3 separate regions of the Mus musculus genome follow, and all the other regions are linked to region 2. A link is a loop called in an ENCODE intact Hi-C map of the cell type or tissue named here. Cell type or tissue: left cerebral cortex. All regions are shown on one strand.

Region 1 (8,000 bases), 1.2 Mb after region 2:
GTGTGGAGTAAAGCCCTGCCCATGTGACAGCCTTGTGACCTTAATCCCACTTTCCAGCCTCACCAAGCAGCAATTTTCTCACCCATAAAAGATAAAAATGGGGGCTGGAGAGATGACTCAGCAGTTAGGAACCCTTGCTTCTGTTGCTGGAAAACCTGGATACAGATCCCAGCACTCACAGAGAACAGCTGTCCAAAATTCCAGTTCCAGTGGAGAGCTGATACCCTCTTCTGACCTCTGTGATCCCCAGGCACCACATGGTGCACATACATTCCAGCAAACACTCATAAAATAAAATATATATACATCTTTTTCTGTAAAAGAAGATAATGATGGTGTGGAGTTTATAGACCTGTTGCAACGATTAAAGAAGTGGACTTGGTAGTGATGAGCAAATGCTTGTGATCCCAGCACTCAGGAGGCAGAGGCAAGTGGATCTCTGTAAGTTCAAGGCCAGCCTGGTCTACAGAGTGAGTTCCAGAACAGCCAGGGCTACACAGAAAAACCCTGTCTCAACAAACACGAAACAAAACAAAACAAAACAACAGCAACAACAACAAACCTACCACAAAACACTGGAGGGAACCACAGTAGTAAGGGGGTACACACTTGTAATCCCAGCACCGGGAAGTGGAAGCAGAAGAATAGGGAATCAGGAGTTCAAATCCAGCCTCAGCTACATAATGAGTTCCAAGTCAGCCTGTCTCTAAAACAAAGAAACATTTCAGAGAAACACTAGGAAAGTCTTGTGATGGTATCTGTTTGGGGATTGAGGGAGTTGGCCGCTGGATCCCTGCAGGGGAAGAGCTGTACTTGTGCTGGTCTGAGCTTGGGGCTGGATTCCCAGGACTCCCAGACCCTCTCTTTTCTGACCTGGGTGGTGGAGAAGGGGCAGGAATTGTTCTCTTAATCTTTAAGAAATGACTTGTGGAGTCCACAACTGCCTCTTCTGGCCCCAACGCCAACTCTCCATTCTCATCCCCTCCACCCCCAGTCCCAGAAATCTCCAAACTAACCAAGCTTCCTGCTCCTGACGAATGCATCATTTTTCAGCTGCTGTAAACGAATCTCTAAAGTCTCAAGCCATTGCTATCATGTTTAGATAAAGATCTGGCCAATTAGTGTCCTTACTGGAACGCAGATAAATCCCCTGCTCCGGACCTACCAGGAGGAGGGCATCTCCCTTATAGCTTTTTCTTCTTTCCCTCCAAGTTTTGGGCAAGGACACCTCATCTTGGAAACATCCATACTGTGGCTTCTCCACTAGGTCCCAAGAGCCTCTGACCATCTCCAAGACTTAATGAAGATTGGCTCTGGGAATTGGTAGTAAGAATAGAAATAAGATAGCTGACAGCAACAGCAACAAGAACCCCATCAGTGGCCACCCAGATAAAAATCTGCTACTGTTCATGGCTCTTCCTGATGGTTCAGTGGTTAGAGCCTCCCTTCTCTTGGTCCTCAGAGAAACTAGCAGACCCTGAACGAGCCAATTCTACAAGATTGGGAGAATGTCACAGTTCCTGGAGAGGAGCATTGTAGCGATGTACCACACTGCTTTAAATCCACGCTAAGCGTCCACCATTATTTCTGCTCCTCTCTTGCCCTACTCATGGACAGTGATCTCTGACCCAGTTGCTTCCCAGGCCCAGCTTCCTTTCTCTTCACCGATCCCTCCTTTGGACAAGCAGGGGGGGGGGGAGGTCCCCTCTGGCTCCCCAGATGCCATTCTTTAGGTTTCTGGGGATCCCTGCTCGTCACTTCAAGCTGTCCTGTCCTCCTGGGGGAAGGTTTACAGTTCCCAAGAAGAATGAGCTTGGGTAGGATTGACTGGAGGCAGACTTCAAAATAAACTCTCCTCTTCCCAGCCTTCCCTCCCACCCCCAGCTGCCCCGCCCCATACAGGTCTGCCTTCTGAACCTCTTATTAGAGTTAATAGTGACCATCATAGTAAGCATCATCAATGAACAAGGGTTTAATATCACATTCTCTTCCCATCACCACAACATACCTTGTAGAAGACTATCACAGCCACCCCTCCCGCATACATCAAGATGAGAAATCGATGCTCCAAGATCTAGGGAGCCGGTAGGTAGGTAAGGGACTGGTGCAGGATTTTCCAGGCAAACGCAGCCACTCAACATCTTGTTGAGCTAGACAAAAAGATCTTGCCTCTGCTGGGACTCCAGCAACCTGGTTAACACAACCACCCCACTTGGGCAGATCTTTCCCCACATGGGGAGGAGGAGAGGGCTGGGCTTGATTTGTGCAAGCCGGTCTCTAACTTCCTAGTTCCCAGAACATTGTCTGTCTTTTCCACACTACTGCCTGGCTGTCCAGACCTCAGGACGCAAGGAAATCTGGCAAGGTTATGTCCCTGGAAACGGGACCAAGTTGTTGGTTGGTTTTTGCTTGTTTGTTTTGTTTTGTTTGTTTGTTTGTTTTGAGGCGAGCTGCCCTCTTTCCTGTCTCGACCTCTCAGACAACTCTGCCCATGCTAGCAGGAACATCTGTCCACTGGACACCAAACCACTCAGGCGGCCAGTGCCGGGATGCTCAGGAGCCAGGCTCTGGACTCTCACGTCGGAATCTGTGCTACTGGGAAACCTCGGGGACACAGAGTCATGGGTTCAAATCTGTTTTCGCTTGTTCTCTGGAATCTTTACCCTCTCAGCTCTGTTGTCCTTCATAGAACTGGAGATTCTAAAATCACTTCCCAGGTTGCTGGAGGATTCAAGAAAACCTATGTGACTCCATTAGAGCGCCAGGCATGATTGATCCCCAATAAATGTTAATTTATTGTAATTAATCCCAGGACAAGTAGAGGCTGTTTTTTCCGTTTCTGTGTGTGAGCCCTGGACCTCTCTGCGCACCTTGGGTGGACGTTTCAGATCTCTGTGTGTGTGTGTGTGTGTTTTTTAAAGGGGGTAGGGTTTAGCTCAGTTGTGCGTGGGGCCAGCTCCCGTGGTTACATTAGCGCAAGCGGAGGCCTCGGTGAGTGCGTAGGTCCCACGCCTTTTGCATGCAGCGTCCTGTGCGCGTCAGGAGGCTAGGCCGTGGTGACGCGCTTGTGGGGAACCTCACCTGCGTTGGATTTAGATTTCGCCTGCGACAAGAAACTCTTTTTCACCTAACGGATGCATGGTGTCCACGCAGTGTACACAAAAGCCGGGTGAGGCTGGAGTCCCGGGTGCTCGGCCTGTGGCTCATCGAACGATTTGCGCTATTAATGGTTATTTTATTTATATCGTTAGAATTGTCCCCTCGGGTCTGTTTACACCAACGTCTGGTCGGCCCTGCCGCAGTGTTTGGACAGGGGATTACACTAATGGATGGCGAGCTGAGAGGGGTGGAGCAGGCACTGCTGGAAACCGGGCTGCGGGACGCGGGGTGGGCCTGGTCAGGGGGAGCAGAAGTCTCCCGGGCTTGGCCTCTGACCTTCCAGGGGAAGGAAACCTGTCTGCCTGAGATAGGAAGCAATGTGGGGGCGGGAGACTGCTGCTCCCAGGCCCCTACCCTGGGGTCCAAAGACCGATTCCAAACTCTAGGTCGCCCCGCTTGGGTGAGCTTACTGCTACAAGTAAACAGGACCTGGAGCTACCAGGATGCCGGCCACTTTGATGGGCGCCTCTTTTGTGGCGACCAGTTTAGGGAGTTCGGTTTCTGAATCCGGATTAGAGCGGAGCTCCGGGCGCCTGGCGGCCTGCGGGGTTAACGCTGTCTTCAAAGAGTGGCTGTAGAGTGAGCTCGAAGCTCCCCAAGTTTGGAAGATCAAAGATACTACACCCGCCGAATGGCGGGGAGCTAGGCGCGGCCTGAGAACCTACTTGGCTGTGCGTGGGGCCAGAATTGGTGTCCAGGACCAACGAATGACCGCAGCCTTCAGATTGAGAAGACCTGAGTCCAGAATCCAAAGATGCTCGAACATCTTTGTTACAGGGCTAGGGTCTGATGTGGAGAAATAGCTAACATTTAGTTAGTAGTACTGTGCGGTTTTTCTCTAGTGTTCTATAAGGTTGAGCTCTGGCCAGCAATCACCCGCCTCTCAGGGGAGCAAACAGTAACTTGCGTGCATCAGGTAGTACGTGGCAGGGCCAGAACTTTAAACACAAAATTGTCTGCCGAGCTAGAGCAGTGCTCATCAGTATTTGGGATATTCATTTGTGATCTCTGCTGAGCTAACGACCCTCTCTTCCGAGGGTCCACTGAACATACCACTCCATTATCCCTGTTCATTATGCCTGTGGCTTCTTGAAGCCCTCAAGGCTCCACCAGGGATCTCTGATCAATAAGCTTATCTTTACAAGTTGTACAAAAGACATTTGATGTAATCAGTTCGTTTTGAACACAGGCCAAGAAGGTGGTACTTTTACAACTGTAAGCCCAGGGTGTTAAAATCGCTTGCTGGAGATCACACAACTGATAAACACCAAGGTAGCTTCTCAGTGTTTCTAACTCCAGAGCCTTCCTCGGTATAACACTTCCGCTGTGTCTTAAGAGCCTCAAGTTCTACACTCCTTTTCTATTGGCTCCCTCTCCCTCCTGCTCTGTTGGCCAGAGAACGGAGGACCTGCCCTGCAAGATCTGGGTGTTTCTTGGGAGTGGGGGGTGTCTCTGGGAGGTATCTGTAGTTGGGGGCAGAGGGCCGCCAGAGTCGCCCTGAGCACTGCGCTGCCAGGACGCACGCTCCGGTAAACCGTTTATCTAAAGACAACTTCTGTTTCTCGTTCCTTGTCTGGAGTTGCCCTGTACCCAGCAATGAAAAATGCGCCCTTTCCCGAGACTCTGGCGCTGGTGATTAATGTGGGAACCGTCGTAGGCCTGGGCTGCTCTGCCTGGTCTCAGGGGTGGAGGGAGAGGGCGGGCCTGGAAGAGAACCTGGTGCCCCCGCCCTTCCAGCGCCCGCTTTTACGGCGCCCCCTTCCACCTCGACCCCCAGAACATTTTACAGCCGCTCCCCCAGGAAGCTGAGCGCTTTATCTCGGTCAAGTAAACACCATTATCCCAGGTCCATTAACACGGAGATTTTGCCGATGTAAATAGACCTCTGGAGGGAGAAAAGCAGCCCCCGCGAGCTCCCTTGTAAAACGGTGACGGTTCCTTGAGATTTATGGCCAATGATTGCAACGCCATTCCCCCCACCCCCGCTAACCTTCTAAGAAATCCCAATCTTAGCCAGAACCAGAAGATGGGGGTACCCTGCCCCTCCAGCATAGAAATCTCGCCCTGGGGTGTTAGCAAGGCTAGGGTGGGGAGTCTTCAGAAGCGCTGACCTCGTCATTAATTTTCTCTCAGTCACAAGCCCAGGAATGCTGATTCCTTTCCGGCTGTGGATTTGTAGATAAACTCTCAGCTGGGAGCTGCCAGTGTGGACGACCCGCTCGCACCGCTAGTACCCCCCCCCCCCCCCCGCGCGCCCCTGCTGGGGGTCCAGGATGCCTGTGTTCCAGGCTTCTTCCTCATTTGTAAACTAGATAGCTGCTTTCAGCAGGTCCTTAGGAGGACACAAAGCACGCGGGTCTGGTCATTGGTGGGCACTGCCAAAAAACCAGCTGCGACCTAGGGCAGGCATCTGGCCAGCTTGGATGACTCCAATTTTCCTTTTTTGCCTTTCTGTCCAAAAGGATATACCCACCCTATTCACTCTGGTGTCAGCCAACAAGGGTGAATTCAAGTAAGGATGGCGGAGCTGGCTCAGGGTGAGTGGAGACCTTTGCCCGCCTCTCTCATTTTCAGTTTCTGACTGCTGTTGAGTCTCTCTCAGGCAGTTTCTGTCCATCTGGAGTGCGCTTTCTTAACCCTTCAGGTCAATATTTATATCAAACAATGGATTTGGAACAAGGAAGAGAAGCTCAAGTTGGGGAGACAAAGACGGAAGTTCTGCAGGCCAAGGAAAAATCCTCGATTAATATAGCCAAGGCCACTCTCTAGACTCTCTCCATATGGGCCTAGAGGATGCCCTAGTTTAGCTGGAAGATTGCAACAATTTTTTGAGGGTTACCTGCTAGACAGAAAGGCGCTCTTTTGCAGTCACAAGAAAGAAAAGCAGGAGGCAAGAGGCATTAGGGCTCTTTGGTTCTCTGGCTGAGTAGATCTGAACTAGGGACTCTTTTATGTTAGTTTGTTTGAGGCAGGATTTCTCCGTGTAGCCCTGGCTGTCCTGGAACCCTCTCTGTAGACCAGGCTGGCCTTGAACTCAGAAATCCACTTGCCTCTGCCTCCTGTGTGCTGGGATTGAAGGTATCTGTCACCACATGGAACTTAGATAGGGACTCTTAAACCTTGTGTGTGGGGGGTGGGGGTGGGAGAGAGAACACAGCTACCTACACCAAGGACCCCCTTTGGCATTCTCCTAAGGGTGATAGATTCTCTTTCCAGGATAACACATTAAAAAGCAAACTGTAGACTAGTCTGGGCTTAAACTCACAGAGATCCACCTGCCTCTATCTACTTCCCCTACCTACAAGTGTTTCGATCAAAGGTGTATGCTATTATGACCTATGCAGGAGAATATCTTTAAGTAATAAAACAAATTAAGTAGAATCACAAAGAAACCAATAATAGTTCTATTCAAATTCAAAATCTTAAAAAAATAGACATAGTTACACATATGCTTTTATTTTGACCTAGCAAATAGCAAACATTAATGGTAGGTTCACCAACAACCTTAGTTTAAAAGTGGTCAGAAGGGTCGATATAATTTCAAGGTTTCTGTAGCAACCAGAATGTGCTACAACAATACCAGGGGATTCTAGTTTTATATTTTAGAATGTATCCTATTTGTGCGTACAGGTACACATATGTAGATACATGTGTGTGGAGGTCAGAGGCCAATGCTAGTTCCTTCCCTTCACCAGGTGGATTCTGGGATTGAATTTAGGTTATAAGGCTTGGCAGCAAGTGCCCTTTACCCGCTGAGAAATCTCTCCAGCCTAATAGTGGAAATTTCTTTCTGAAAAGAAAGGACAAGAAAAGAAAAGGAGAAAAGAGAAGAGGAGAGAAAAGAAGAAAAGAGAAGAGGAAAGGGAAGGGAAGGGAAGGAAAGGAAAGGACCCCTCTTCTGACCTCTCTGGGCTTGTACACATGTGGCATACATTGCATACACTCAGACACAGGCACACACCTATAAAATTAAATATTTCAAAAAGATTTATTTTTAATTGTGTATATGCATGTGCACATGAGTGGGGATGTCCAGGGAGCCCGAGGCATTGGGTCCCCTGCAGTTAGAGTTATAAGCCCGCTGACACATTTGCTGGGACCTGACATTGGGCCCTCTGCAAGAGCAATATGCCTTCTTAACTGTCGAGAGCCCCTTCAGCCCTTTAATACTGGATATTTCTTTTCATTTCTTTTTTGGGGGGAGGGAGGGAGAGCTTCACAGAAGCGAGACAAGTACTCTGCCACTGAGATATTTTCCAGGCCCCCTTTTATATTAAAAATACTTTTCTATTTATGTATGTGACTTGAGTACATGTATTCACACGTGTGGAGGCCAGAGATCAACACGTCTTCCTTGATCACCCTCCACCTTATTTTGGGGATGGAGACAGCCTGTCTTTGAAGCTGGCGCTCACTAATTCAGCGATACTGGAAGGCCAGCAATGTCTCAGGATCCTTCTGGCTCAGCCTGCCAAGCACTTAGATGCTGGGATTACAAATGTGTGCTGCTCCTGCCCCTTTAATTTAGTTTTTGTATCTTTTCCCCCTCTGTTGTTGTTTTTATTTGTTTGCTTGTTTTAGACAGAGTCTTACTATGTCGCCCTGCCTGTCCAGGAACTCAATATGTAGACCATATTGAGGCTAGCTGTGGACTCACAGAGATCTGCCTGCCTCTGTCTCCTGAGTGCTGGGACTAAAGGCACGCACCCTCCTGTCTGGCAATACTAGATATTTCTCTTGGTGATGAATTGGTAAGTACTAAGAGTCCTGAGCTTGCTGCTTACATTCAGAAGGCCCTGGAAATTGTTTTCATGCAACACATGACTGTCACTGTATCTGGA
Region 2 (8,000 bases):
GTCCTCCACTCTCACCTGAGCTCAAATACCAGGTATTTACAAAGATCAACAACTGGCTTTCTTCTTCGCTGCCAGAACCCCTCTAGGACACATAAGCTCACACAGAAGAACAAAACTCCATTTATATGCAGGAATCGGCTGACCCACCCACTAGCACTCCTCCTCTGCCAGGGGCACCTAAACTGCTTTTCTTCTCTGAGTACACCCAGACCTTCCACCCTCACTACTCTCAGCAGCTGATGGAGAGGTCACCAGGCGACATCCTGGTGGTCCACAAGGCCCCATGAGCCGGCTCTTAGGGTCTAGAAATAAATGCTGAAAAAGAACCTCTATGGTCTCTTAGGGCACACAGGACGCAGTTATGAATGTGCCAGTGAGCAGCTGAATCCACGTTGGGAGCCAAGAGAAGACAGGACCGCAGGCAACCACCACTCATGGAGAGAGGGCCCCAGACTTTGCTCATTCGGGGAACCTGCCCCTCTAAGTGTGGTCACAGGACACTAGCAGCAAGGCAAGGCTGACTTGGTAAAGAAGGGCAGTGTCAAAGTTACTCTGAAGTTCCAGAAAGCCAAAACTTTTTGGCCCAAGGCCTGGGTGGGTGGGGGAGGGGAAGGTAGCGCTGAGGGACAGCCTTCTCCGGACTGTTGTCAGAGTTCAGCTTCAGTCCAGGGGAGCTTAGGTCAAGAATTTAGAGGAGGTCGCAGTGGAAACGGAGCTGGATCCTTGACTTATCGAGGGTTTACCAGTGCGAGGACAGACCTATTCCAGAGGCAGGGAGAGACAAACCTGGAGCCATGGGGAGTGACATACAAAATTTTATTATTATTTTTATTATTATTTATCATGTGCACAAAAAAAGAAAGAAAAGAGAAAGAAAGAAAAAAGAAAGAAGGAAAGAGAGAAAGAAAGGAAAAATAATCAAAACGAACCGACACGTTGAAAGTGGCGGAGGAGCCGGGACTTGTGGAAGGCTAAGCCTTCTCCTGGATTCCGCACTCCTGGAGCGCGGCCAGCTCCACACAAGACTGGGTCAGGCTGGGCCTCGAAGCTGGGACCTCGTTGCCCTCGCCATCCAGCTCCAGCCACTGGAGCACGGTCGGGCGCCGGCAGTTCCCTTAGATTGTTCACTTTTCTCGCTTTCCTTTTCAAATAAAATGGCTCGAAGGAAAGCGCACTCTGGGCTAGGACTCCAAGCCTTTTCGGATTTGTTCAAGGATTTTTATTTATTTATTTATTTACTTATTTTTTTTTCACTTTTATTTACTTTGTTTCTGTTATTTCGGGTCGTCACGATCCACGGTTGAGGAGACATGCAGGGAGCATCGCCGCTACCGAGAGAGCAACTACAGGGTGGGGTGGGGCAGGGTGGCCTGGTCGGGCACGTGGGGCATGGCCACAAGGGGCCAAGCCCCGAGGTTGGTTCTGCCATCTTAGATGTAGCCTTGGAGGCCTGGGGCAGAACGGACCGAGACAGAGACAAGTGAAGAAGAGAAAGAGACACAGAGGGGTCGAGAGTAGCAGAGAAAAGGGAGATGAAGTGGGAGAGATGCAGGGCGATGAACACGGAATTACAGAGAAACAGTCAACAAAACAGGCGAGAGGTGTCCACGGGACCATGTTCGTCATTTTGCATAGAGATTTCTTTCATAATTTTTTTTTGTAACGTAAAAAAATGCCCCCCTCCCCCAGGACGTGCTGTGCTTTAGTGGGCATGTAGCTGTGTCCCCCCTCCCTCCCCCCAGCGAGCGGCGACTCTCACAGCACGGACAGAAGGGTGTATCTACAGGCAGGGGGGCGGGGGGGGGGCGGGAGGACAGGGACTCTATGGTACCCGGAGGGGCGGGGCAGAGAGGGAGGGGCTATGTACAGAGAGAGGTTCGCCTCGACAGCACACACCGTCTTTCTATAAAGCAGCCTGTTGGGTTTTTGTTTGTTCATTTTTGCAAAGACCATCATCATATTAAATAAGTGTAGACTTTTTTTTTTTTTTGAGGCTCTGTTCAGCTCCTGCCCAAGGGAAGGCTGGGGAGGGGGTGCTTGGGGGGAATGGGGCGGGGAGACCCGGATTTTCATCTGGGGCGGCTCGGTCGTCAGTTCCTTCCAGGCTTTTTGCGCCCGCAGGTTGGGAGTTTGGGATGGGAGGGTGGGGGTGGGCAGCGCATTACTGATGGGAAAAGATCAATGCTCGCAGCCGCAGCCTGAGGACACGGTTCCCGCGGTGGCCCCGACGTGGCTGCGTGCTTGGGACCAAACACAAGGTGTCGTGGGATGAGCCGAGGAAGCACAGGAGGGAAAAGTGAGAGGCCAGCAGGTGGAAGAGGCGCTGACGTAAGGGCAAGGCGGGGCCGAGAGGAGAGTCACTGCAGAAGGAGATCGCAGGCCCAAGGGAACTAGGCAGTTCAGGTGGATGAGCTCAGTTGGCGTCTGCTCGCCTTGGGTACCAGCCTTGGAAAACGCTGTCGCCCCAAACGCTGTCCCTCGAGTCCGACCCTTGCGTCCCAGTGCCACCGTCTGGGGCGGGGCGCAGACAGAAGGCGGGGTCAGCTTGGCAGGCACAGGGGGGATGGGGCAGGATTTCCCCCCTAGGGTCTCCCCGGCGGCTCCTCCTTCAGCACAAAGTCCTTTCCTTAGCTTCCCTTGCTCAGCTTCTCCAGCGAAGCCTCCCGACTCCCGGGCGTCCGAAGTGGGCTGCCCCTGGGTGGGCCACGCTGATTGTGTGTCACAGAAACGGCGCGCGGGCCAGAGGCGGGCGGGCTTCCGGACGGCGCCGCGGTCCAGGCAGGCGGGGAGGGGCGACGGGCGGGGCTGGGGCCTGAGGGTCCCACCCGCGGCTCCACCTGTCCTGTCTGGCCATCGACAGGGTGATGAGAAGGGCTGCGGGGCTTGGGGGAGGATGTCTCGAGGTGGGGGTGGGACAGGGACGGTGGCCGAGAGGCAGCGCGTCGCTTCGGTCCTCCCTCCCTCTGGGGTGGGCGGTCAGACGGGGACGATGTGGAGGCCGAAGCTGTCTGCCTGAAGCTTGATGTGGTCCCCGCGGTAACTAGTGGCGGTCATAGGCAGCGGCAGCAGCGGCAGGGGCGGAGCCCCGGGGGGCGGCACTATAATAATAAGGGGAACCTGGAAGTTAACACAGGAGAAGAATGGGCTGGGTGAGAGGACAAACAGGAGAACAAAAAAGGAAAGAAAAGCAAAGAAAAGCCCTCCCCGGGTCCAGCGGGATCAGGCCTGGAGGACTGTGGCTCGGCCCCGAGGCCAGATGCCCAGGAGTAGTGCTGCATCCACAGGGCGGGAGAGGGACAGGACAGGTGACACCCGGCTGCGGATCCCCCAAGGGGTCCGACGGCCACTGTTGGCTAAGAGCCCTCCAGTGATCAAGAGGTAGGGGAGGGAAGAGGCTGGAGGCGCAGGCGTCCTGGTGGTATCCCCAGGACCCGGCGCTGCTCTAATGGGCCTGTCTCCCTGGCCCATCCGGGTACCCAGAATTGGGGTGGTCCTGAGTGGGATCCGTATCCCGAAGCAGCCTGCGCGCCCGAGCTGGCGAGCGGGTAGGCGACCTTGGGAGCCGCCGGCCTGCCAGGTGGCGTACTCACTTAGTAAGGCGGGGTTGCTGAATCTCCAAGCCTCATTGTAGGCGGTGTACTGGGGATGGCTGTATGGGTTGCCTGAGAACTCGCTCCCTGTGGGAGGGCGGGGAACTGGAATTAGAGGCGTTCAACGTGTCCAGTTGGCCTCTTCTGTCCTGTCCTCACTAGTCCCAGTCTTGGGTGTTTCAAGCAGGGATAGGGCCCCTGGGAGCAGGCCAGAGGCCAGGTAATCCACACACTCCGAGCTCTGCATGGGGACAGCCACCATAGACAAGTAGCAGCCAGATCCCTGCACACCTAGGCATGGAGGGAATCTGTGGGCGGGTTTGTGCCTGGGCTCTCCTGCAAGAGATCGCTGCCCAGGAAGGGTTTGGTCTTGGTCTGGCTGCTCCCACTTAAGTAAATTGGGAGCTGAGAGCTTTTACAGTGGACACTGGCTTTAGGGATTCTACAGCATGAGAGAGGGGGAAGGTGGAGCAGGAAGGCCCCTGGGACACTTTGTCCCAGAAAGCCCTAAGAATGGCATCTCAGAGCTGTGCCAAAGCTAGGCAGGTGGTAGTGGTGGTGCCCTCCTGGGAAATAACCCCTCCCACTTTTCCCTCCTGAGGTTCAGTACAAGGGCCACGTAACTGGGGAAGTGAACTGCGGGAATCCACTGGACTGCTCGCAGGCTCAGGAGCAGTGAGCAGTGGAGGGCACAGTGGGTTGGGAGCCTTCGGGAGCTACCTCCCTCCCTCCAGGAGGAGAAAGGCCAGGCCTATGGGTTTCCCCCCTGGCCCTTTCTCCTGTGTGATGACCCCAGACTGTTTACAGTGATCCCTAACCGCGGGTTAAGTAGAGGAGAAGGGGCCCCACTCCAAGAAGGAGCTGGGTGGGGGTGGGGGATGCAGCCACTGGAAAGCCTGTTTATTGACGAGGAGGGAAAGCATGCGTGCAGCAGGATAATGAGCTTCTGAGCTCAACTGTGACCAAGAGGAACTGAGCTATCTCCTTCCCCATCGCTAATGAAACAAGTGTAATTTCCTCATCAGCACTAGATTCTGTTTAACGACTCCCCCCTTGCCACCATGAGCTCTCTGCGGCTCCCCTCATCCCTACCTCCCTGTAGACTCCCCACCCCCCACCTCCCCACTCTTTCCTCACCACCACCACCCCACCTCCCTAAGACCTCCTCCAGCCTCCACCTGCTCACTGCTGGGATCTTCTTCCAGAGCCATCCCTTGCTCCCCCACCAACAGCTTCTACTTGCCTTCTCCCAAGTGTGAGCCCCAATCCCTTCATCCGCACCTCCAACTTCTCTCAGTCAGCCCTATTCTCTTAACAGGCTGTAACGGGCTCCCCAGTTTCTCAACCCTTACTCAGGGCCGTGCCTTGATGAATAAGGCCAATCCAGCTTTCTGTCCTCTCTTTCTCCCTCTACCAGTGAGGGTTGAACTTGAGGAGTGGGGCATACAAAAGGGCTCCAGAGACAGTGGACTACAGGCTGGGAGAGTCTTAGCCACCTTAAGGTGAGAGATTTTGGTGTTTCAACACCAAACTTCAACTCTCTTTGACTTTAAGCCACTCTCATTTGGGGTGAAGGTTAGAGAGGACAGCCACCAGGCTGCTTCCTGAACCCCAAACCCAAGTCCAGTGCCTCTCAGCAAAAGGGTACACTAGAGATTCAGAGGAGCACAGAGGACCTGGGTCCTCTGAAGACATGTGGAGTTGTTGTAGCTAATTTTTCTCTGAAGCTAACATCTCTCTGGTTCCCTCCTGTCCACTTTGAGACTAGCTTCCTTCTCTCTAGATTGGGATTGGTTCTCCACAGTGGTCTCCTCCCCTGGCTTGGTGTAGACCAGCATGGCTTTGTCTGAATGACTGCCATGCCCCTGAAAATGGTCCTTGGTTCCAAGTTTCCATGGAAACCAGGGCAGGCTCTTCCAGGCAGTGTCAGCTAGCTGAGTTAGGCATAGACTTGGACGGATGGGTGCTGAGGAAGGGCTATAACCTAAAGCTGTGTTGACAAGGGAACATTTCTGTATGCTTCCTCCTTGCATTGCTTCTAAAGAGTCAGCTATGGCCATAGAAGGACAATGGTTTGCAGAACAATGGCTTGTTGGTTCTCCCCCCCCCCCCAACCCCCGACTCCCAGCCACAGATTACAGTCCACTAGCAGCTCTCCCACAATTTAGTTAACCCCACCCAGATGAGACATCTACAGCATTGTCACCTACCAGGCACCATTCCTGCCAGGGTGGAGGTAGGGTAGCTTCCCTGGCCAGTGGGGGGCACATGAGGGGGGTAACCAGGTAGAGTGGTGCTCGTCATATCACGACCTGGAAAAACACAAAGGGGAAGGAGTGAGGCCTAGAAGAGAGGGGCCTGCCTCAGCTCGCTCTGGGATGCTCTAGGGAGAGGATGCTCTTAGAGAGGAAGGAGATGAGCACTCAGGCATTCGGACTCCTGAGTGCCTGGATATGGATCCAAATGTCTACGTGTGTGTGTGTGTGTGTGTGTGTGTGTGTGTGTGTGTGTGTGTGTGTGTGTATGCACACCTCTGTTTTATATTGCTCATTGTGTATCTGTGCATTGTGTGTTTGCCCTTGTCTGTATCTCCAACAGCCTCAACCCAGATGGAGATGGGTGGAGATGACCTGGTTTTATTCTTTCTCTATAGATGCTCAGCTATGATTGTTCTGGTGGACCTCTGTCATGTCTACTCTCCTCTACATCTCCTCTTCCCAAACCCCTGTCTTTCCTTCAGGCTTTGAAGATACCCCATTACCATCTTCTATGAGGGTAGGTGCTTTCTTTATTCTGAGTGGAACAGTAGATGCTGAGCCCGTTAGGTCTGGAGGACAAGGGACTAACCCTTGGGCTATTTTGCTATGATTGTAGCATTTACACGATAGAAAACCATCTCTGAAGTGAAGCAGGAACTTTGAGGATAAGCAGATCAGACGAAGTTCCAATGAGCAAAATTTTGCTCCCCCTACCAGCAGCCTCCCTGGAGACTAGACCTCTATTATACAGAGCCTCTATTACACAGAGCCCAGGGCATGGGAGGCAGGACTTTCCTTGCCAGGAGCAGGGTGAGGGGGGAGGCAAAGGGAGCCAACATTAGAGCCGCACCAAGGCTTTGCTTCTGGAACATGGCTGCATGTGACAGGCTTCCCTTCCTTCTCTGCCCCTCCTAGCATACTCCAGTCTTCATGGACAGCATTGGCTCCCTCCTACCTTCCCCACCCATACACTAGAGCCTAGCCTCTTCTGGGGCCCATGATTCTGCTGCAGATCCCCCTGTCTTCCTCACCAGACAACCATTCTGCTCCTTATACCTCCATCTGTCCCCAAGAAAGCAAGGTGTGGCTGGAGGACGTCATAGCACTGTGTATACCTCCCTAGTTCACTATGTGCACACCTCCCCTAGTTCACTATGTGCATCTCCCCTAGTTCACTATGCACACCTCCCTAGTTCACTATGTGCACACCTCTCCTAGTTCACTATGTGCATCTCCCTTGTTCACTATGCACACCTCCCCTAGTGCACTATGCACACCTCCCCTAGTTCTTTTCCCCGCCCCACCCCCGCTAAGTTGGGTCCTAATCATGGTCAGGTCCATGGGACTCTTCTATATTCCATAGCGTCTCTCCACCACTGTCCATGTGAAGACATCGCCTACTTCACTCCTCAGATACATGCGCTTTCTCACCTCCATCCCAACACACCTGAAAGAGTCATCCTTCTCTAAGAGGACAGAGGGACAGCTCAGGCTTTTCCATTTCTGTCCACCATGTGAGCATCCTCAGGAGCTGACCAATTGTCACCTCAAACTCAGGAGGAATAAAGGCAGACTGTCTGCTCCTCCATCAGAAGCCCGGTCCTTTTGAAGACACATCTAGAACTTCAGAGCCCTAGACACAGCCTTCCTCCCCTGTCCCTTCCGATGTGCAGTCGACTCTCCTCTGCTACCTCTCTTAGGTTCATCTCTGTTTTCCTGTCACATTTATAGTTTGACTCCAGAGTATCAGCCTTTGGCTTGCTGCAGTGGTTTTTCTTTGCTTGTGTTCCTGCCTCTACATTCTTCCCTCTTACCAGTCTGAAACGCATCCGCTAGCCCTTTGGACACATTGCTTTCACAGGACCACCTCCTTATAAACACTGCCATTGATTCCCTGTAGGCTGCAGCTTAGATGGAAACCCTGCAGACACTCAGTACCCTCCTGGTCTGTGCCCACCTCGGCTTCTCACTACTGGCTGTTTTGACCTCCCCATGTAAAATGCCCATGCTCTGATGTGACCTTTCCTTGTCTTACTTATAGTTTTCTTCCAGTTCAAGCCTCAACATCCCCCATCCTTCTACTCATCTTGGAAGTTTCTTTCAGGTTTCCATGACATCCGTGTTCTATGATTGACAACATGCATTATCAGGT
Region 3 (8,000 bases), 410 kb before region 2:
CTGTTACACCTCTAGTTAAAAGTACATAAAGTTGAGCATTTGTGTGCCGACAATACCACCCCTGACACCCTCCACGCGGCACAGCGCTCTGGCTCTTTGGCAGGCTTGCGCTCCGCGACAGGCCGGTACAGCAACGCCTACACGCTGGCTCTGTTGGCACCACCACAGGCACCACAGCTTCACCCTCGAGCAGCATGGCCCAGCTGGGCCCACTGGACACTACGATCCCACCTGTATCAGACGGTAAAGGTAAGACATCGGCTAGGCGGGTATACAGAGCCCAAGGATTCCTGCCCCATCCCAGGGATGCCTAGAAGGAGGCAGAAGTGCCAGACTTCAAGCTCTAATCTGGGGCACACCAGACAGCTACATCATTCTTGTCCTGGGGGAGGGGGGGCAGGCTTCAAACTAACCTCCTATATCATCTAAGGCAACAACTTTGGACAAGAGTAGGTGTTGAGTTTGGGTCTTGGGTTCTGATTTTCTGTCTCAACCAATTCGAAGAGTCCCGTTTTTTTGTTTGATTTGATTTTCTTCTGAGATGCCATCTTCTGTAGCACAAGGCCTCACTCCCTAGGCACCAGGGGATAGCTTTGAACTCCCGATCCTCTCACTCCCATCTCCTATGAGCTAGAATTATATAGTCTGGCACCACAAAGCCCCATGGTATAGAGTCAGTCTCGCTTCCCAATAGGAATACACTTTGAGCAGGGCAGTGAAGCCCAGTTGGCTGAATGACTGCCCGAGATGCACAAGGCCCTAGGTTTAATGCCCAGTACCACATAAAACTGAGCATAGTAGGACTCACCTGTAATGCCAACACTGAGGTGTCTGAAACAGGGGGGGTCAGAGGTCAAGGTTATTCTCTGCTACATAGCTAGTCTGAGGACAGCTTGGGTTACAGGAGACCCATCTAAAAACAAAATAAAACAAAACAAACAATAACAAAAAAAAATTTAAAGAACACCTCTTACAACGACTTTGGATGAGACCAGGCATTGAATATTGGTCCTGGGTTCTGATTTTTAGACCCTGCTTACTCTAATTTCTGAACTTGATTTTTCTGGTCTCTAACTTTGGGCCTGGACAGTCAAGGTACCCCACAATTGTCTTTCCCACTTATGTTATGTCACTTTAGGCAGGCTGGCCTGCTGACCCCAAAACTATCTTGGACATTCCTGACTTTGACCATTGGTCCTCACTGCCCCTCACTCCAACTCTGAGTTTCTGAATTCTTCCCCCCACAACCACTGCACCCTAGCCACTCTCCAGAGGTAACTCAGACCCAGATCTGCCATGCAGATTTCTTGGCTGTGGGATCCTTCCAGGCTCTAATCCCCGAGAAAACCTTTCTCCATCCACATGGCTTCTCAAGAGCTTTGAGAAGTTCGTGTCCTCGGGTTCTTCTTCCCAGGTAGAAGCCCAGCTGGCTCAGCTGGCTCTTATTTTACTCACAAGCGAGCATACAGCTCGACACAGAATGTAGATGGGGGCCTCAAAGTGTTGGCTGTACTCAGCCCAGCTGTGGAAAAGAGGACAAAGTTCCTGGAGAGGTAGTATTGGCTCCCCAGGAGTCACCTTAGTGTAGTGGCTTTGCTGGTGACAGTCTACAAAACAGCTGGCTTATCAATAATTAATTATTGTTTTTGTTTATTTGAGACAGGGTTTCTCTGTGTAGCCCTGGGTGTCCTGGAACTCACTCTGTAGACCAGGCAGGTTGGCCTCGAACTTGGAGATTCACCTGCCTCTGCCTCCAAAGTGCTAGAACTAAAGGCATGAGACACTACAGCCAGGTAACAGACAGCTTTTAGACATTGGTGTATTCATGTTTTTTCCCCCACTATATTTATTCCATACCTGTCATGTGTTATCCAGTTCCTTGCATGACCTGGAATTGGAGAGAGAGAGAAATCACACACAGACACATACACACAGACACATACACAGACACACACACATACACACAGATATACACACAGACACACACAGACACAAAGAGACACACATACAGAGACACACAGACACACACACATACACACAGACACACAGATATATACGCAGACACACACATACACACACACAGACATACGCACACAGACACACACAGACAGACACAAACAGACACACACACACACTGGATAAGACAAGAAAAGCTAACCCATTCATACATACTGTGCTTGAGACAAGTCCTTGTACAGCAGCCACAACGCAGCAGCAAATCATACCATGATCCAATGTGTTTCTCACTTTCCACAATAACTATTAGAGCTGGAAGGAACAAATGGCTAAAACAGTTATGCTTTACACGGGACGGCATGGGCACAGCTCTTACTCAACACAAGATAAGTGGTGGCAGAATGGGAAAGATTGGTGGTAGTGGTGGTAGTATGATGATGGAGGTCATGATGGTGGTGGTGCTGATAATGATGGAGGTGGTGGTAGTGGCGGTGGTGATGTTGGTGTGGTTGTAGTGGGGGGGGGGGTGTAGTGTGATGGTGGTGGTAGCTGTGGTTTGGTGGTGTAATGATGGCGGTGTAATGATGGTGTGGTGATGGTGGTCATAGTGGTGGTGGTGGTGTGGTGGTGACAGTGTGTTGATGATGGTGATGATGGTGGTCATGGTGGTGGTAGTGATGGAGGTGGTAGAGGTTGGTATTGTAGTAATAGTATGACCCACGGTTATTCCTCTCTGCCTGTTCACTCCCATATAAGGCCTCTTCCCACAGCTCACACCTCTGTCCTTTGAAAAGACACTCCCAAGGGTAAGCTGTGTGCAGCCTCCCTAGCCTCTCTCAGCAGGGTCATGTCTTCATCTCCTGGGACCACCCAGTGGTGAGCCTGGAGTGGAGAAGTGGCTAAGGCATAAACGGAAAGGCTCTACACAGCGTGGAGATCACGTATCCTTACATGTGAGGCCCCTAGCACCTTCCTCGCCTTAGTCTAACACAAAGTTAGTCAAAGGTACTCCCCATGCCCTTTATCCAGCCAGCCCAGGGGAGGGGTCAGGTTCCTCAAAAACCTCCAGGCTCCAAAGGAGCTTACTCAGGCTGCCTTCACCAAGCGGGCTCGAGCTGCTAGGTTTCTACCACAGAGAGAGGATACCGGGAGCAAAGGAAGACTGAGAACTGAGTGGGAAGAGTAGCTCTCATGGAGCATCATGGGGCTTCTTCGGGCTCCTTCTGCTCAGAGTCTCTGGGTGGTCTTGCCTAGCCACTGCTGTCTCTGGTGTTTTGCTTCAAGATGACTAAAGCAGATCATATCTGTATTGTGCAAATAACCAGGAAGCAGGTCCTGGAGGTCATGGAGTAGCAGGTCTGGATATGAAGTATTAGCTGATGGTTTCTCCTTGAGCATCTCCAGTGTGTGTGTGTGTGTGTGTGTGTTGGGGGACTTTTCATGCGTTTGTAGAAAACAGAATGTAAAGTTTATAGGGCACGAAAGCCCTAGAGAATGAGGTAATGCATTGGTGAGAAGAAGGATCCTGAGAGCTTCCGAAATGAAGAGACAGAGGCTCCGAGGCAGTCTGCTAGTCTTTCTAACCGGCTCACCTCAAACAAGCCACTTGATCCGTTTGAGCCTCAGTTTACTAACTGTAAAATGGGACATAAAGATAATTTTCCTGGGGCTAGGTTGATATCTCAGTGGGTAAAGCGCCTACTATGGAAGCATAAGGGCCTGAGTTTGATCCCCAGAACAGATGTAAAAGCACTAGGTGTGGCTGGGCATGGTGGTGCACACCTTTAGTCCTAGCACTCAGGAAGAACAGGAGACAGAGGCAAGCGGATCTCTGTGAGTTCGAGGCAAACCTGGTGTACATAGCAAGTTCTGGGCCTGCCCTGTTTCAAAAAACCAAACAGTACACAAACCCCATGTGTGGGCCACAACATATACACTTGCTTACAACAATCAAACAAGCGAACAGCTCCCGAAGCACACACGCAGAGGGAAGGAGAGTACTCACGGGTCAAATACGACAGATGGAGTCTTTTCTTGGCTCCTGGAGTTGAGACCCAGGAGTCTGTGGAGCCTCCGGGGTCCCCTCAACCTAGAGCTGCCCTCTCTGCTCCCTTATGGCTCGACTTGGTCCAAGCTGTCTGAAACCGCTCCTGCAGTCTCCTGATTCCTTCCTCTCTGGCCTTCATCTCCACCCCCACCCCCACCACCACCACCCATCCCCAAGATCTTGCATCCTGATTATCCTTAGTCTCCCCAAAACCCTACAACAGGGTCAGTGATGAATTCCCATCTGTTTTCCTTCGTGCAAACCAGGGTTAGGAACGAAGCGGGCTTTTGTGAGCTTCTGATACCCTCTTTAGGTGCAGGAGCCCCAGGAATCACGCAGACACCGCGCCTTAGAGAAAACACCCAGGACGCAGAGTAGCCTGCGCTTCTCCCCATCCGCCAGCAGCAGGCGCTGTGACGCAGGCGCTCTCTGCCCAGGAGCATTAACTTAAGAATGGCTCATACTAATGTCCCTGGCTGTGGGGAAACAGCGTTTTATTAAATGCTTCACACAGATTTGGTATAATAAAGATGAATATATTATATCTTTTGCCTCCCCCAGAGTGAGACCATAATAAGAGAGGGGGAAAAAACAATAAAGTGAAACATAAATACAACGTAATGGGACTTGTGGCGCAGGACGCTTGGTCTGTACCGGCTACCACAGGGCCACGACCTCGTCCCGGAGAGCCGCGCGCAAGCCCACGCTGCCTGCCCAGAGGGTCTCAGGCTCCAATTTCCACTCTGCTTCCTTACAGCCAAGGCCACCTCTGCAGTTTCAGGAATCACTTATTTGCTGAGAAGTCTCGCTGGAGAGGAAGAGACTGGAGGGGCACTCTTGAGTTCTTGCTTCCTATTGGTCTGCAGGGATATAGCCCCTCAGGACGACAGACAGGTGACGATGATGGTTTTTTTTCTTGGCCGGGAAGACACTGCTTCCCCACCCCACTCCCAACCCCCGTGGGTTTCTCCTATAACTTGCTGAAAGTCCCTGGAAGTCCCTCTGTGAGTTTTATTTCCATCCTTCCTTGGATGCCACCAAAATCGTTTACTTAAAAATGACGCTTTGAGTGGAGCATGGCGGCGTGCACCTTTAATTCCAGCACAAGAGGCGGAGAGGCAAGTGGGGCTCTGTGGGTTTGAGGCCAGTCTGGTCTACAGAGTGAATTCTAGGACATCCAGGTGTACACAGAGAGAAGTCCTGTCTCGAAAAACAAACAAACAAAACATAACAAAACAACAACAACAAAAACAGAAAGAACGAAAATAAAATGAAGCTTTCAAAACTTTCTTAGTCAGAAACAAGCAATGCTCTTCTGTTCACTCTGCCAGGCTCCACTCCTCATCCAAGAGATTAAGACACCCCGGTTTAAACGCAAGAGATGCTCAGATTGGACTCTGGATTCATATAATGCTTGTGAGGCACACCAAGGCTGAATCTCAAAGTTCTTTTCAGCAAATGGAGATATGCAAGTACTAGAGAGGATTCACGTGCCTGGCAGCCCAATCTACTGTACAAACCAAACAAAAGAAACAACTGCCAATTGTTTCCAAAATACTCGTTAAAACAAATGGCGGGGTCTCTCCAACCTTGCTTCCTGCTTAGGCTTCAGCACAGGCAGTCCACTTCCCTAAACAAAAGAAAATGCTTAGCCTTCTGTTGCCCTTCCTAAACCTTCCGCACAATGGTGGATACCAAGGCTCAGAGAGGCTAAGACCTACCTAAGGCCACACAGCCAGCTAAGATTCGCCTGCGGCGATGTGTCTATGAGGATACCTGGGCTGCCTTAAGCTTAGAAAGAAGCCCTCTGCAGGAGCTGCACAGTAAATCCAGGCTTTCCCAGGAGCCAGACCTGCGGACCAAGCTCCTCAGAACAAATTCAAATCAATCGGAAAGGGCTGCGGAAGGGATGGAGGGAGGGAGGTGCGGCAGCCCAGGGGCTGAGTGAGCTGCCTCCTGCCGGGATCCGGCTGGGCAGAACACTTTGAAGATCCTTCTAGAGCCAGAGAGAGGGTCCTGGCCTAAGATTCACTAAGAGGAAGAGGGGAGGAGAAAGGAGCAGGCAGCCGAAGAACCCACCAGACGGGTTGAACGAAGTATAAAGCGGCGGGCAGAAAGTGAAGGGATCTGTGGATTTCTGAAGGAGTTAAAGGTGTGAGTAGACGTGGGACTCTGTGGTTGCAGCCTTCTAGGTCAGGAAGAGAGCGGGCAAGGCCAGGGGGAACAGATTCTGGGGAAACGAAACCAGGCTTCCGGGACAAGTATCCTAGCACTTCCTTCCAGGGACAGAATGTGCTGGGTTCGGAAAAAGGTCTGACATCATGGAAACTGGACCTGCGGGTGCCATGGGCTAGGGTACCCTGGGGACTTGAGCCCGTGGAGGGCTCTGTTGTCACTTTGCCAGTAACTCACTTCAATCTCAAGGGAAATCCCAGTGGCCCACAGCAGCCTGGAGGGAGCTGGGCTCCAAGCTCTGGAGGAAACCCTTGTTCTTGGCTTTGCTTAGAGCCACATCCACTTTCCGTCAGGGCCCTTCAGCTGCCAGGCTTTCTCAGGGCAGACACTCACATCCTCTTTTCCTACCCTGGCCCCATCTGGACATGTTTTCTCTTGCCCACAGTCTGAGAGCACTGGGAGCACTGTAGAGCCTTAGATGGGGCAACTGCTGTCCAGAAGGTGGTCATTGACTAGAGAACTCCAAGGAGATCCAGGACAGGGGCGCTGGTAGGATTCAGCCTGGGCATAATTCAAGCCGCCTAGGGGCAAGGGGACCTCTACCCAAGTCTCTTACTTTTGCTGGTAGGTGAGCCCCCAGCTCTTTGGTGAGCCCGCTGTTTCGGCAGTATGGGGTGGCCATGGCTCTAATGCAATGATCCCCCAGGCTGCTGAATTATTCACGTGCCGTTTATTATGAGAAGCCTGACTCAGGCCTTTCTTCCCGCCCCCCAGCCCCCCAGCCCCCCACACCCGCCTAGCCGCCAATACTGGCTCTTAGTACCCTGGCCTCCTCTCCCACTTCCTTGCCCCAGCCTTTCCACCATGCATAATATCCCAAGACTTCGATGTCTCCTGTGCCCAGCACCCTCCCCAAGGCAAAGAAACCTCGGTGGAGCAGAGAATACGGCTACCATTAACAGGGTTACCACGACTCCCCCCCCCCCCAAGTTAGTAAAAAAGAATGTCAAAAGCTGGAAGGTGGAAGGAGACCTGCATTGTTGGACCATCCCCAAAGGCAGGATGCTGTTCCTCAGCCCCTCCAGGCAAGGGCTAAACAGCACTCCAATAACCTTCCGGGGTACACCAGGGTCTGGGGTTTCATTCCAGGCCAGTAATTCACTGCCTACGCAACAGAAGGAGGCCCTGTCTCCCGGGCAGACACCTTTACCGGGTCTATTTCCCTTGCTTCTAAAGGATTATCCCTCAACCACCTACCCAAATGCTTCTGGTTTTTCAAAGCCAACTTCTGCTTGGAACAGAACTAGTGAACCCTGCTTAGACACACAGGGTTCTTTACCATCTTCACAGACGACCCCCCCCCAGCTACTGGGATACAATTGGTGCGTTTTCTGCCCCTCCTTTCTGCTCCTCACTCCAACCCAATCTTCTGTCCTTTCTTCCTCTCTATCTCTGAACCTATCCCATGGCAGGGAATCAATCCTGTTTAAAACAAAACAAAATGAAACGAAGTCCAGTTATCAGCCAGGCCACAGTGGATCCAGATCCTAGCTTCCCCCAAGAGTACCCCTCCCCCACCCCGCAAAAAGCGTCAAAGAACGAAGTCTCTGCACCCTTCTGCACGTATTGGAGGCGTGAGCAGCAGGGTGCTGCACCAGTCTGCATGCAGCTGACCAAAACAATGTACCTACCCTCTCCTGCACACTCTCATGTCCTCTCTCAGGGGCCAAGACTGAGTGAGTTCTCTGCCTGTCTCTCTTTGTCTCTTATCTGTTTAGTTTATTTATTCAACAACTATCTGGGGAACTCTACGTGCCCCGGG

The links. Hi-C counts contacts between places; a loop is a spot of excess contacts. Peaks named below come from ENCODE experiments on the same cell type or tissue, not always from the same donor. Only the 100,000 strongest peaks of a DNase experiment are listed, where the experiment ranks them.
Region 1: a loop joins it to region 2, with 5 times the contacts of the local background. A loop is called at or near these places in 3 of 42 quality-filtered maps.
Region 3: it touches region 2 in a loop (5-fold over the local background); 2 of 42 quality-filtered maps call a loop at or near these places.

The regions. Positions count from the first base shown.
Region 1 is chr19:43,596,713-43,604,712 of GRCm38, reverse strand. No RefSeq gene overlaps it. Among named protein-coding and RNA genes, the nearest start is that of Gm20467, 11 kb to the left of the region's middle. In left cerebral cortex, no CTCF peak of the experiment used is centred here; DNase peaks (open chromatin) are centred at 3,720 and 4,498.
Region 2 is chr19:44,831,068-44,839,067 of GRCm38, reverse strand. It overlaps Pax2 (paired box 2), which reads right to left. Exons shown (of 10, transcript NM_001368747.1): 8 at 5,801-5,902; 9 at 3,591-3,677; 10 at 799-3,098. The coding sequence ends at 2,977. It overlaps 1700039E22Rik (RIKEN cDNA 1700039E22 gene), which reads left to right and starts at 3,130. Exons shown (of 3, transcript NR_045315.1): 1 at 3,130-3,577; 2 at 6,244-6,365. In left cerebral cortex, no CTCF peak of the experiment used is centred here; DNase peaks (open chromatin) are centred at 1,052, 2,422, 2,655 and 3,587; H3K4me3 peaks cover 1,238 bases.
Region 3 is chr19:45,240,910-45,248,909 of GRCm38, reverse strand. No RefSeq gene overlaps it. Among named protein-coding and RNA genes, the nearest start is that of Lbx1, 8.1 kb to the right of the region's middle. In left cerebral cortex, a CTCF peak has its summit at 4,410; DNase peaks (open chromatin) are centred at 27, 4,417, 5,846 and 6,038.